4 separate regions of the Homo sapiens genome follow, and regions 2, 3 and 4 are each linked to region 1. Evidence: chromatin contacts called from ENCODE Hi-C data. All regions are on one chromosome and are shown on one strand. The core of a region is the stretch at or near the end of the contact, and the rest is flanking DNA. Distances in the headings are between cores, read along the strand shown.

Region 1 (3,407 bases), core at 678-3,177:
GCAAGCATGGATTTAGAAAGTACCAGATAAAGAGGCCATGATGGGCTTGGGGTGTGGGGGTGGCATTTCTGATCTCAAGCCCTACCAGGCCTTGCCCAGGGAAGTCTCTCCACCCTTGCCTGGAAGGCTGATGTCATTTCTAGTCTCACTGGGCCTCTAGCCACTGTAGCAGGTCACTTTCCTTCCTTGGGCCTGAGTTTGCTCATCTGTAAAATGAGTGCTCCTAATATCTCTAGGGTCTCTTTCAACTTCAAAATCCTATGACCTTCTATAAAGCAAAGGGCATGCTTTTTGCTCATGTACTTGTGGGGGCAGGGAGCGGGAGCCACCGGACCAAGGAGAATGAAGGACTGAGAGTTTCCACCTCTCACGCAGTTTTGTACCTAGTTTCAACACCCGGGTATCTGGCCCGCTCTGGGAATAATGATTTCTTTCAGCCCAGGACGACCTACCGAGGTGTTTCTACCTCGCTGCCCTGGATTCCTCAACCCCGCCAATGAAGAACAGGGCCAAGCCACCGGACTTCTCGGAGCCTCTCTCCCAGGTCTGGGCACAGTATATCTTCTTTTAAGGGGTCTTCCCTTCCCACTCCCACTCCTCTTTCTGTCCTAGAAGCACCAGAAACTCCGGCTCTAGCCTTGCGCATGGTCCAGCGAGACTTCCCATACAGGCAGCGCACGCCACCCACCCCCAGCTCCCCTCGGCCTTGCGCCCGCGCCGCGGAAGGTTGGGTACCAGCCTCCACAGCTTTGCAGATTGCAAAGATAACGGGAGCTGCCGCTTCGCTTTTCTTTGGCTCCTCCTGGCCTTCATCCTAGTAAAACCAGACAAGCAACCGGAAAAACAAAGCAGCACAGCGGCCAGAGACAATTCGCTTTCAACGGAGCAAGAGACGTACACACCTTGAGAGAAGACGCACGCAGTTCCCGTGCGTGTCGCTGGGAACAGACCTCGCACTACCCCGCGCGGCGACAGGCACCGGGCCAGGCTCGGCTTCACTTGTCCGAGGCTTGGAGGAACTGTGTGCGTGCGCCCATTTCCCCCAGCTTCCCGACTTGACAGCAGCAAGGATCTTTGAGTCCTGCATGAGCGACACCTCGGGCAAGGACTGTACTCTGCTCAGATCTCATCGAGAGGTGCTGGATCCCAGCCTTTCCAGCTCATTTTCCAATTTTCAAGAAAAGACAGCGCGAAGTGAGACTGCAAAAGTCCCAGGAAAACGTCACTCACCAAAACGCTCCCGCGCCTTCCAGGCAGAAGTGCGGTAAAACTTTTGGCAGAAACCACCTGTGGCTGCCGACGGGCCCGCCCCGCTCGGGCCCGCAGGCGCCGCCGAGCCCCGGGCCGCACGCGCCCGCAGAAGTTCCTTTCCAGCCCCGCGCGCCACTTCGCTCCGGGCCGCGGTGCCAGCCAGGAGGCGCGGCGCCCGCTCGCTGGCTCGCTCTCCGCTGGCTCTCCCCTCCCTCCTTCCCTCCCTCCCTCCTCCCGCCTCCTCCGTTGCATGGCTGCCGCACGGAGCCCCTGAATAGCCACCGCAGCCCCCCGCCTCCTGCCCACCGCGCGGAGGGCGCCCCTGCTCCAGCCGGCGCCCCAAGGCGCGCGGACCGCCGGCCTCCTAGCAACGGCCCCCGCAATCGCTTTCCGGCGCAGCCCAAGCAAAGCCACCCGCCCGCCGCCCCGCGACCTCCCGAACTGCCTCGGCTGCCGAGGTGCTGTGGAGATCGCGACCCCGGCAGCCGGCGCCCGAGCCCGGCGCGCGAAGCCGCTCACCTCCGCGCGCCGCCGGCCCTGCGCGCCTCCCGCACTTGGCTCCGGGACGCAGTCCTGGCGTCCTCCTTCGCCGCCGGTGTCCGCCGGTCCCTGCGCGCCCGAGCCTCGCCGGCCGCGCCGCTGTCAGAGTCTCGTGGCGGGGCTGCGCCGGCGGGTATGGAGCTGAGCGGCGGCAGCGGGCGAGCGGGCAGCTCCTCCCTCCCCGCGCCGCGCCTCCGCCCTCCCCGCGCCCCGCCTCCCGCGCCGCGGCTGTCAGCCCCGCGCCCCGCGCCCCGCGCCCGCGCCGCCGGCTCGGGGGGCGCACAGGGCTAAAGGGCCCGGATGTGTGCGGTCGCCTGTCGCTCGCGCCCGCCCCCTCCCCGCCGCGCGGCACATGCACTTGCTGCGCCGCAGCCCCCGCCCGGCTCCGCTAATTTCTATTTTGACAGTAACTGTGGCGAGTGGGCGGCGCGGCGGGGGGCGCCCGGGACTGGCGGAGGCTGCGGGCGGGAGTCAGGACCCGACGCGGAGGCGGAGTGGGGGGGCCGGGCACCGCCACCAACCGCTCGGGGCTCCGCGTCTTTTCTCTTTCTTTCCTTTTTTCTCTCTGCCTCCTCCAGGATTTAAAGGGACAGCCCCGGCAGAGGCGAGGGGGCCAGGCGGCCGCCGTTTCTCCGGTCTCCTGACGCCCTCTGCGGCCCGGCCGGACCCGCCCGCACCCCCAGCGCAGGCTTGGGACCGCCGGGTATTTTTAGGTCCACACCCGACCCGGGGCAGCGGTGCGGCAGAGATGGGCTCTGCCGACCCGGGGCAGCGGTGCGGCAGAGATGGGCTCTGCCGCCCCGGCGCACGGCTATTTTTACAGAGTCCGATGGGGGAGGAAATAAAACAACTCGGCAACTGCTTTTCTACCCGAAAGTCGGGAGCAAGGAGTGGGGGCGAGAAGTTAAGTTTCCCAAATGCTCTCGGCACTCCAGCGAGCGCACCAAGACGCCTAGCCAGCACCTGAAACCGCAAGCTTGCCGCACCCCGGGGCGCCGAATCTCAGCGGGCAATCGCGCTCGGCGGCGCTGCGGCCCGGAGTCCCCACCCCTCTGGAGCCTTGGGCCCCGCACTCCGCACCCCACACGCCGGGGAGCAGCCGCTGGCCGCCCGTCACTCCCCGGGTCGGCCTGGAAGGCGGCCTTCCGAAGCGTCCAATCACCGCGCAACAATGCCAACGGGCGGGCCCGGGGAGGGCTTGTCCCCGCCCCGTCCCGCCGGGCCCCGCCCCCTCGGAGTCTGTCGGGGCAGGAGAATCTCGCTGGGACGCCGAGTGCTCAGCGGTGCTGGAAGCCACGAAGGGCCAGTGCGAGGGGAGGAGGAAGGGTCCTGGCCCTGGAGAGGGCGTGAGCGTTCTCGGGCGAGGCGACACTTGGGCAGATGTTCCCTCCAGCTACGGGCCGGGGAAACTCGAGCTGGCTTTGCCTCCTACCTTTTTGCAGTCCACCCCTCTGCGCTCCAGACAGACATAGGAACCCTCGCCCTCCTTGGTAGTACATCGGAGGCAGCACCCTCGCACGTCAGCGGGTCCTCTCCGGGGCTCCTCCCTCAGAAGCGGGAAAGTTTGTCGTCCTCAAACTCCTACCCGGCTGCGCTTATCTGAGGCGCACCTGGCG
Region 2 (3,407 bases), core at 416-2,915, 2.0 Mb after region 1:
TGACCCCCACCCCTGCCTGCCAGAGAACAACCCCCTTTGACTGTAATTTTCCTTTACCTACCCAAATCTTATAAAACGACCCCACCCCTATCTCCCTTAGCTGACTGTCTTTTCGGACTCAGCCCGCCTGCACTCAGGTGAAATAAACAGCCTTGTTGCTCACACAAAGGCCAGTTTGGTGGTCTCTTCATACGGACATGAGTGAAAGTAACTGTCCAGATTACATTTTTTACAAAAGATTTTTTTCAGTCTCCTTCGCAGATGGGAGTGACCAGTGAGAAGCAGATGGAAGCCACTGGGTGTGGCTTCCAGCACAACGCTCTCAAAGTGCTGGTTCTGTTGGCAGTTAAGCCTATTACACATGCCTCTTGCTCGTTTCTGCTGCCTGGGAGAAAGACCTGAGGACAGGGGCTGGCAGCCTGAAGGTCCAAGTGCATAATAATAGCGCAGTGGAGCCAAGGGATGGACAGAACCTGGCGGTGCCACCACTCCAGCCTTGGGTGCTTTTCCCTCCTTTTCAACAGGGAGAATTAAACTTTTGTTTTTCTTATTTTAAATTTATATTTGCTCTTAAGTGGCAGGCCAGGTCTCACTAACAGCTGAACAGACAGGCCTCCGTAACCACTGTTTCAGCACTAGTTAAGTTAAATATTAAAAGCTGAAAGAGCCAGTGTCTTTATAGAAAGGCTGGTATGTAACAAAAGCCCACCAAGAGTTTTGCCCAGGCCTTTCCTGGTCCTTGAAGCATGAGAAAATAAAGAAGGAATTCTTAACAGGACCTGTTCAAGATTAAACAAGTTTTTATTGGGGGTCTGAAGAAACTCCCCCAGACCTCCACAAACAAGTTTATCGGGGGTCTGAAGGAACTGCCCAAACCTTCATGATTTAGCAGGAGACAAGATAAGGGTAATCACCTCTGGCACCTGCAGCCATCTAGATTAAGTAAATTTACTTAAATAAAGACCTTCCTTAGGACTGATCTTAGTTATAGATTAGAAACAGTTAATCATTTACGTCTTTACACACATGCACACTTACATGTAGACAGATAGTTTAGAAGGTATATAAGCTCTGGAAAACTTTGTAATTTTGAATCGATTTGGCGATATTTTCCAGGCCTTTTCCCTGTACCCGGTTACCGAAATAAACTCTTCTTTCCCAGTTCATCATGAGAATAAGCAGCCCAACCCCTGGTTTGGCCCGGGAACACTTACAGAGGCTGTCTAAGACCCAGAAGACAGGGTCACTGTTTCTTCCACACAAACTTAGCTGCTCTTTGGAATTTTCTGGGGTGTTTTTATAAATACTAAGGCTTGTGCCTCATTTCCCCAGTGTCTGATTTCACCGACTTGGGGTGTACTCTAGGCACTGAGACTTGTAATAGCTGCCCCTGGTGACTCTAAGGTGCAGCAAATGTCAAAGACCAGGACTTGGTGACGCCAGGTCCCTGGCTGGGCTGCGGTCAAGACTGCATGACCTGCTGAAATCTCCCCAGACTGGTTAGCGCGGAAAGAGCACCTCCGGGTTACCCTTTCGTCCGGAAGCCCCGCCTTCGCCGTCGCCCCGCCTTTCCCCGGCTCGGCCACCCCTCCTTCCCGCCCAGCTGTGGCCCCGGATGACGCAAACCGGGAACAGCGGCTGAGCCTGCGCTTCGGAAGCATGGATGTGCGCCTGCGCTGCGCTAGGGCGCGGCGGGCGGTTTGAATTTTGCTTACAGAGTCCCGTCTCACCATCCTGGGCTTCCAACGGAGACTGCGGTATCCGCAGCTGGAGACCCAGCGGCGAGTAGCCTTTTGCTCCCGGACGGACTTGAGGTTGGAGTCTGTGTGTTGGGGACCCTGCCTTTGGAAGCGCCCGAGGTAGCTGCTTGGCAGCTGGGGGCCGCGGACCGCGCCGGGCTTGGGGGAGGACGGGGCTGGAGGCTGGGTTGGATGCTTTAGACCCTCCCCTTCTCTCTCACCGGCGGAGTGGGTGGGAAACTGGTTCTTTCCCATTTCTCGGCCTCCTTACCGATCCCAAACTGTAAAGCCCCAACCCCTCACAGCACAGGAAAAATGATTACCTGGGCCCATTTCTTTGACAGTGTAACACATTTTTAAAAAATGTGTCCTTATTTTGCGTGTTTAAAGAAAATACCAATGTTGTCTTTATATACAAATAGTGCGTTTGTCCTCCTGAATCCTTAAGGAAAGGACCCAGGCTTATCCTCTTTCCCCTGGTTTGGGATCCATCGATGGCCTAAGGCTCTAAGACAAGTCAGTACGGTACCGTGGTTAGAAACTGAATGTTGTAGAAATGAAAGAAATTGCTCTTGAATTTTTGTGCTTAACCTTCAAAGACATGTGATTTACTTGACATTGACCATTCTTGGATTTCGAAAGTGAACAGAAATTTGTGTGGCTTTTCTTGTTACGAATATGTTTATGTTTTTTTCTTCAGAGGCTTAAAGGATGGCCTCGTCAGATCTGGAACAATTATGCTCTCATGTTAATGAAAAGATTGGCAATATTAAGAAAACCTTATCATTAAGAAACTGTGGTAAGTAAAACAGATTCCACTGACTTTGTATATACAAAATGCATTTTGATTATTCCACTCTGAATGATATCTTTGCTTGGTTAAGTGACTGCATCTTAGGTAATTTTAGATTTTTGCATAACGATTTTTTAAATAGTCCAATGTCATTTTGAATATTGTGGAGGATACTAAAAATGTAAGGTACATTGAACAATGAACTGAATATTCATTAGAATTATTTACTTATGTTTTTCTGAGACACATAGGCCAATGGTGAGATTTGAAGGTTATGTGGCATCCATGGTTCTACAGCTAAATAGAGATACAGTCATGCGTTCCTTAATGATGGAGATGTGTTCTGACAAAAGCGTTACATGATTTTGTCGTTGTGCAAACATCACATCATAGAATGTACGTAAATGTACACAAACCTAGATGGTATAGCCTACTACATATCTAGGCTATATAGCCTATTGCTCCTAGGCAACAAACCCGTATAGCATGTGACTGTACTGAATACCTTAGGCAAGTGTAACACAATGGTGAGTATTTGTGTATCTAAACATAGAAAAGATACAGTAAAAGATTAAAAATGGAACACCTGTATAGGCCACTTACCATTGATGGAGCTTGCAGAACTGGAAGTTGCTGTGGGTGAGACAGTGACTGTGAGGGCCTAGGACATCACTGTATACTACTGTAGGCTTTATAAGTACTATACACTTATGCTACACTAAATTTATAAAAAATGAAAAACTTTCTTCAATAATACATTAACCTTAGCTTACTATAACTTTTTTACTTAATAAACTTCTTAGTTTGGCTTAGCTTTTTTATTCTTTTCTAATAGCTTAAAACAAATACATTGTACAGGTGTACAAAAATATTTT
Region 3 (3,407 bases), core at 482-2,981, 1.2 Mb before region 1:
CACTCCAGCCGGGGGGACAGGGTGAGACTCCGTCTCAAAAAAAAAAAAAAATGGGTCTTCCCACATCCACTGCTTTCCCTTCCAATCTTTCCTCCGTATTGTAGCCTCAAGGATCTTGCAAATAACACAAATCTGGTCATGTCGCTGTCTTAAGACCCTCTTCTCACCTGCCTCAGTTTTCACACCAGGTCTACACTGCTTAAAGCTCTCCTCACCCTTCCAGCTCCTCCCAACCCTTCACCTTCACCGAGTTAATGTTTACTCATGTATCAGATTTCAGGTTAGACACGCTTCCTCCAAGAAGCTTTCGCAGATACACAAGTTAGTATCTGCCCGTACTTCTCTTACATAATACTCTCTATACTTGTTATTGTCATTTGTTTAGTTTTTATTTAGATTAACTTCCATCAGAAGGGCAGAGTAGCTGCTGTAACTTCAGTTACTATAAATGGGCCTGGCACATACTTTGCACTCAATAAATATCTTCTGAAGTAAATGAAATGAATCAATCTTGCTCCTGGGTTTACGTTTCAGTGATTCAAACGGGCATACTTGGTACACAACGTGAGGTCCTGGAAGGTATAACTTGTGTTTTCATTTTTGAATTTCTAAATTCTAGCAGAGTTTTTGGCACACTCTATGCACCCAATAAGCTATCTGAATAAACTTTTCTTGGAACATGAGTGTCTGAATGTCCTGATAACTCCAACACGTTCCCTTCCTGTAATTCCTAAAGCCCAGGAACACTTATTGCCTTCCATCAGTTAGTGAACTACTGATGCTCCAAAATGGGTCACGCCTCCTTCCCCTCCACACCCAACTCGTTTTGTTTTGTTTGTTTTGTTTTGTTAGACGGAGTCTCACTCTATTGCCCAGGCTGGAGTGCAATGGCGCAATCTCGGCTCACTGCAACCTCTGCCTCCCAGGTTTAAGTGATTCTCCTGCCTCAGCCTCCCGCCCGGCTAATTTTTGTATTTCCACCACCACGTCCGGCTAATCTTTGTATTTTTAGTAGAGACGGGGTTTTACCATGTTGGCCAGGCTGGTCCCAAACTCCTGACATCATGATCCGCCGGCCTCGGCCTGCCAAAGTGCTGGGATTACAGGCGGGAGCCACCGCGCCCGGCCCCACACCCCCAACTCTTAGCCCGAAACTCAGACCCCGGGTTTTCGACTATTAAAAGTAGTCACAGGACCGCGACACTGCACTTCAGCCTGGGCAAAAGAGCGAGACTCCCCCTCAAAAAAAAAAGTAGTCACAGAAAACTGAATTAAATTACTGACCTGAAGTAATCGCAAGCAGAGGCGTCCCTGACTGACTTCTATATCCCTCCACCCCAACCCCCTGGGCCCTGCACAGCGGGTGTCTGTTGAATATTCTCCCGGCTGTTGAGCCCAAACCTGATGAGAGGAAAGGCTCGGCTTCCACTCCAAGCCGAGCCTTCCGCTGTTCTTCTGTCCCGGCCCTTGGTGTCCCCTCACGCGGCCCCATTAGGTTACGCGCCCCCGGGGACTCCGCCGCCGCCCCAGCCCGCGCCCCGCGGTCCCACTCACTGTTCTTGAGGAATCGCTCCTCGTGCAGCACTGCGATGGCGTTGACGCAGAGCAGGGCTGCCTGCAGCAGTGAGTACAGGGTAAAGGCCATGGCCGTCCGAGGCCGCCCCGAAGTCCAAGCGATTTCTCTCCCGCCGCCGCAAGGGACGTGGCGCCTCCACGGCCGGCGCCTTCCTACGGAAGCCGATGGGGCCCAAAACGAACTCTCCGGGAAGCCCCGCCTCCATCTGGCTAAGAACCGCCCCTCGCTGAAGACTGCAAGTCCTGCCGCTTGTCTAGACCGGTGATGTGCAATCAATGCTCTGATGTGGCCAGTGCTGCAGGTGCAAAATACACACCGGATTTCACACACTTGGAACTGGAACAAGGATGAAGAATATCCCAATAATTTTTTTTTTTTTGAGATGGAGTCTGGCCCTGTCGCCCAAACTGGAGTGCAGTGGCACGATCTCGGCTCACTGCAAGCTCCGACTCCCGGGTTCACGCCATTCTCCTGCCTCAGCCTCCCAAGTAGCTGGGACTACAGGTGCCCGCCACCACGCCCGGCTAATTTTTTGTATTTTTAGTAGAGACGGGGTTTCACCGTGTTAGCCAGGATGGTCTCAATCTCCTGACCTCGTGATTCCCCCCTCCTCGGCCTCCCAATAATTTTTAAATGTTGATAACATGTTGAAATGAAAATATTTTGAGGCCGGGCGCAGTGGCTCACGCCTGTAATTCTAGCACTTTGGGAAACCGAGGCGGGCAAATCACCTAAGGTCAAGAGTTCGAGACCAGTCTGGCCAACATGGCAAAACCCTGTCTCTACTGAAAATACAAAAATTAGCTGGGTGTGATGGTGGGCTCCTGTAATCCCAGCTACTCAGGAGGCTGAGAGAAGAGAATCACTTGAACCCGGGAGGCAGAGACTGCAGTGAGCCGAGATCCAGCCTGGGTGACAGAGCAAGAGGAAAGAAGGAAGGAAGGGAGGAAGGTTTCTTGTTTATTTTTAATTATTTTATTTAATGTGGTTATGAAGATACTGTAAATGACATGTGACGCTTGCATTATATTTCTATTGCTCAGTACTGCACTTGATGCTCCCAGGAGATACAGGAGATACTAATATTCCCATTTCAGATTTCAGAATGCTAAAACAAAATAACTGTTTTAAAATTACTCAGTGAGAAACATCCCCTCCTTGACCAAACTCCAACCAAGATCCTCTGAGCCTCTTCTTTTTTTTTTTCCCCCCCCAGGAACAGGGTCTTGCTCTGTTGCCCAGGCTGGAGTGCAGTGGCACCATCATAGCTCAATGCAGCCTTCAGCTCCTGGCTCGAGCAGTCCTCCTGCCTTAGCCTCCTGCTTAGCTGTATGTGATGGTTAAGACTGAGTGTCAACTTGATTGGATTGAAGGATGCAAAGTATTGATCCTGGGTGTGTCTGTGAGGGTGTTGCCAAAGGAGATTAACATTTGAGTCAGTGGGCTGGGAAAGACAGGTCCACTCTTAATCCAAGTGGGCACCATCTAATCAGCTGCTGGAGTGGCCAGGATATAAAGCAGGCAAAAAACCAATGAAAAGGGTATGCCAAGACCAGCTCGGTTGGGGAGACCCTAACCCAGCGGTGCTAGAGGAATTAAAGACACACACAGAGGTGTGAAGTGGGAAATCAGGGGTCTTATAGCCTTCAGAGCTGAGATCCCCGAACAAAGATTTACCCACGTATTTATTAACAGCAAACCAGTCATTAGCATTGTTTCTATAGATGTTAAATTAACTAAAAGTATCCCTTATGGGAAATGAAGGGATGGGCCGAATTAATTGCAGCAGGAACACATCCTTAAGACACAGATCTCTCAGGCTTTTGTTTGT
Region 4 (3,407 bases), core at 642-3,141, 1.2 Mb after region 1:
CAGCCCTGAACTCCTGGGCTCAAGGACTCCTTCCGCCTCAGCCTCCCAAGTATTAATAGCTTGCACTACAGGTGTACCACCTTGCCTGGCTAATTTAAAAATTTTTTTTGGTAGAGATGAGTGTCTATGTTGCCAGGGTTAGGGAAGAGGACTTTTGACTACAGCTTACCCCCTGCCTCAGCCACTAGACCAGGTTGCCAAGAGCTCACATTTAAAGGTCAATTGGCCAAATTGAACCTAGAGCAGAGAAGAGAGACCTGGTTGTCTTGAGACTTTCTTCAAATCTGCAGCCTGTCCCCATGACTCAGTTTTCCCATCTGTAAAATGGAGATAACATTAGACCTATGTCTGTATAGTTTCCTCATGAAGAGAGAGACAGAGTGGGAACAACATATCCGGGGGTGATATTTACCATCGCACACAGACCATTGAGTTCTATACTAAAAAACTAAAGCCCGCCTGAGTCTTGTTAATGAATGATAGCACACGGGAGGGACAAAGCGTGCTCTGCTGGCAGCTGGAGTAACAAAAGTAATGAGGCGAGGTCGGAACAGGATCTGCTGGCTCCGGCTCGGTTTCCTCGCACAGGTCTCTCCAGCTGGATCCTCGACGCTAGGGAGGAAGGGGCGCGGGACTGCTGTGGGGGTTTTCCCTCCCCAGGCAGGGGCAGGACCTGTTCCGGGCGACTGCAGGGTTAAGGGTATCGTCTTAAAGAGCCGGATCCTCCCGGCTGGAGCGAGGCTGGATGGCGGGACGCAGCCTCTCAGCCTCTCGTACCCGCCCTGCGTCCGCAGTGGTTGTTGGCGCAGCCGCCCCGTCGGTGTTCCGGGCTCAGTCCCCGCTCCCCAGCGCCAGACGCAGACTCCGGGCCAAGTTCTCCCTCCGCTCGCTGCTTTCTGCCGCAGGACCCGGATCAATAAAGGGAAGGAGAGCCGGGAGGAAATGATGGAGAACAGAGAGAAAGGAGATGCTTGATTTCACTCGCCAAGGAGTGAGTGCTCATCGGCAGACACTGGGCTCTGGCCACGCGTCTTAGACTCCAAATCTCGGCTCACTGGTCCCTTTGAGGAGGTCGCCTGGTGTTCCCGTAGCCCTCCACCCCACCGTAGGAGAGCGCCTGCCACGAGCTCCGCGCCTCGCTAAGTGCTTTGCTACGTGAACTCTTAGTTTTCCCAACATCCCTAAGCCGCCGATACATTATCACCCACGTATTGCGGACGAGAGAACCGCCTCGGAGAAGCTGGCTGGCTCGCTTGGAGTTTTGCAGCTAGTGGCGGAGCGAGCATTCCGAGCAGGTACTGTGCGATCCTCCAGCGCCGGCCGCAGCTCACAGCCCCTTAGCTCCGCCGGGTTATTGTGCGGCCGCGCCTTCTGCACCTGTTGCGGCCCTCGCTAGGCGGGAAGGGAGGGAGAAGAGGAGGACAAAGGGGATGACCAGGTGGCTCTCCCCCGACGGACTCCCGGCCCAGGGAGCGGATAGACCACTCCCAGAGAGAGTGTGGCTTTGAGCCTTGGAGAGGATGCTCTCCTTCTCCAGGGATCGCCTCCCCAGCGGACGCAGAGTTTCAGGGAAATGTCCGCCTCCGCCACTTGGGATGGCAGTGGGGAGAGGAGGATCTGGGTGTCCGGAGGAGGGCAGTGGGAGAAAGCTGGAGCTGCTGGAGTCGCAGCTGCCTGCGGAGCGGGCCCGGGAGGAAGCGGGGCCGAGCGTGCGGCGTCCACGCGGTGAGTGTGCAGCGCTTTCATTCAAACTTTCTCCAGTCTCGGTTCCGGCGTCAGCAAGGTGTGACCAATCAGAGCCCAGAGACGGGAATAAATTATGCAAATCACCATCTGGCGATGGGTCAGATGACTCCCATACTTTTAAAAACTACCTCTATAGGAGCGTGACAGCAGCGAGTCCTTGCCTCCCGGCGGCTCAGGACGAGGGCAGATCTCGTTCTGGGGCAAGCCGTTGACACTCGCTCCCTGCCACCGCCCGGGCTCCGTGCCGCCAAGTTTTCATTTTCCACCTTCTCTGCCTCCAGTCCCCCAGCCCCTGGCCGAGAGAAGGGTCTTACCGGCCGGGATTGCTGGAAACACCAAGAGGTGGTTTTTGTTTTTTAAAACTTCTGTTTCTTGGGAGGGGGTGTGGCGGGGCAGGATGAGCAACTCCGTTCCTCTGCTCTGTTTCTGGAGCCTCTGCTATTGCTTTGCTGCGGGGAGCCCCGTACCTTTTGGTCCAGAGGGACGGCTGGAAGGTAACGTGAATTTGTTTTTATTCCCCCCAGCCACTTCTCTGTGCTGGGTCCCCTCTGTCTTGCTGATTCTTCAAACCCTCCTTGTTCCTATGAAATTCTTCCTTTCCCACTGCGCTGCCCATTCTCTCCTCCAATCCACCTTGGAGTCCACCTGTCTCTCTGCTGGTCTGATGGGGGCATTCCCGGCAAGTCATGCAAAAGGCAAAGGCTGGCAGGGTGCGCTGGCTCTTGCCAGCCCTCCCACCCCCACCTCCTTCCCTTATACGGCTCCCTAAGCCAGTGCTGGTGCTGTCCAGCCAGCCGAGCGGCCTGGCAGCAGCTCTGAAACCTTGTCCTCATGCCTGAACCTGGAGGTTTGAGAGGCAAGAAGGCTGTCAGAGCTGTGTCTCCTGGAGCTGCCTTTTAATCTTGGTGTAGGTGTCTTGAAAGTTCAGGTGGCAGGGTAGCTGGCTTTGGTTTGATTCGTGCTTGCAGGGAGCGTCTGGTGGGTCGCTTGTGCTTAGAAGCTGCCGGGCCTATTCCCCCAGGTTGCCAGCCTTTTCCTCTTCAACACTCTTGTGCTCCCCCGACTCTTCCTCTTCCCACTCCTCCTCCCTTTCCTCCTCCTGGCTTTTAGCTTCTCTTCCTCTTGGGTTCTGTATGGCAGCCTTTGCCAGTGGAGGCAGCTTGCCCTGGGGGAGCCAGAGTCAGTCAGCTCTGGGGGAGTCAGAATCAGAGTGAGAACTAAGTCAGCTGATAAGCAGTGGAGGGCTGGGGAGCCTCTAAACTGAACCCCATCATCTCATCTTCTAGTCTGCTGAGGTTGTGCCAAATGGTCTGTGTGGGCTTGTGTATGTGTGGGAGGGTTACTGTGAATGAATGGAAAGCCTTGCTTTACTCAACATGTTTCCAACTCTGGTGCTAACTAGAAGCATTGCCTAGGGCAGGTCTCATCTCTGGCTCCTCACCTGTAAAATGCTAAAGTTCCTTCTAACTTCTGTGTTCTGGGCCTCTGAGTATGTGTGAGTCATTTCCTTCATTGCAAAAAGTATTTACTGCATACCTACTTAGTGTCAGACACTATTCTGGGAGCAGGGGAGAGAGCAGTGGACAAAATAGATGGCAATCTGTGCCCTTGTGACACTTACATTTCAGTGGTGGGAAGACAGACAGTGCACTGATTAAAGT

What was found. Hi-C counts contacts between places; a loop is a spot of excess contacts on that map. Pooled maps may share reads with other maps.
Region 2: a pooled map shows a loop between it and region 1 (5-fold over the local background). The contact joins the promoter of SKA1 here to the promoter of ZBTB7C in region 1. A Hi-C loop is called at or near these places in 6 of 50 pooled maps.
Region 3: a pooled map shows a loop between it and region 1 (6-fold over the local background). The contact joins the promoter of IER3IP1 here to the promoter of ZBTB7C in region 1. A Hi-C loop is called at or near these places in 4 of 50 pooled maps.
Region 4: a loop to region 1 is called in a pooled map, with 4 times the contacts of the local background. The contact joins the promoter of LIPG here to the promoter of ZBTB7C in region 1. A Hi-C loop is called at or near these places in 4 of 50 pooled maps.

What each region holds. Positions count from the first base shown.
Region 1 is chr18:48,407,456-48,410,862 of GRCh38, forward strand. ZBTB7C (zinc finger and BTB domain containing 7C) reads right to left here and starts at 1,928. Exons shown (of 5, transcript NM_001318841.2): 1 at 1,771-1,928. RefSeq lists enhancers at 209-828, 829-1,446 and a silencer at 2,717-3,096.
Region 2 is chr18:50,373,381-50,376,787 of GRCh38, forward strand. SKA1 (spindle and kinetochore associated complex subunit 1) reads left to right here and starts at 1,666. Exons shown (of 7, transcript NM_145060.4): 1 at 1,666-1,814; 2 at 2,440-2,538. The coding sequence starts at 2,451. It overlaps LOC105372114 (a long non-coding RNA gene), which reads right to left and starts at 1,498. Exons shown (of 3, transcript XR_935466.3): 1 at 1,215-1,498. RefSeq lists a silencer at 159-453.
Region 3 is chr18:47,174,633-47,178,039 of GRCh38, forward strand. IER3IP1 (immediate early response 3 interacting protein 1) reads right to left here and starts at 1,732. Exons shown (of 3, transcript NM_016097.5): 1 at 1,555-1,732. The coding sequence starts at 1,645. RefSeq lists enhancers at 1,641-1,760, 1,771-1,900.
Region 4 is chr18:49,560,166-49,563,572 of GRCh38, forward strand. LIPG (lipase G, endothelial type) reads left to right here and starts at 1,892. Exons shown (of 10, transcript NM_006033.4): 1 at 1,892-2,240. The coding sequence starts at 2,144. RefSeq lists an enhancer at 2,099-2,599.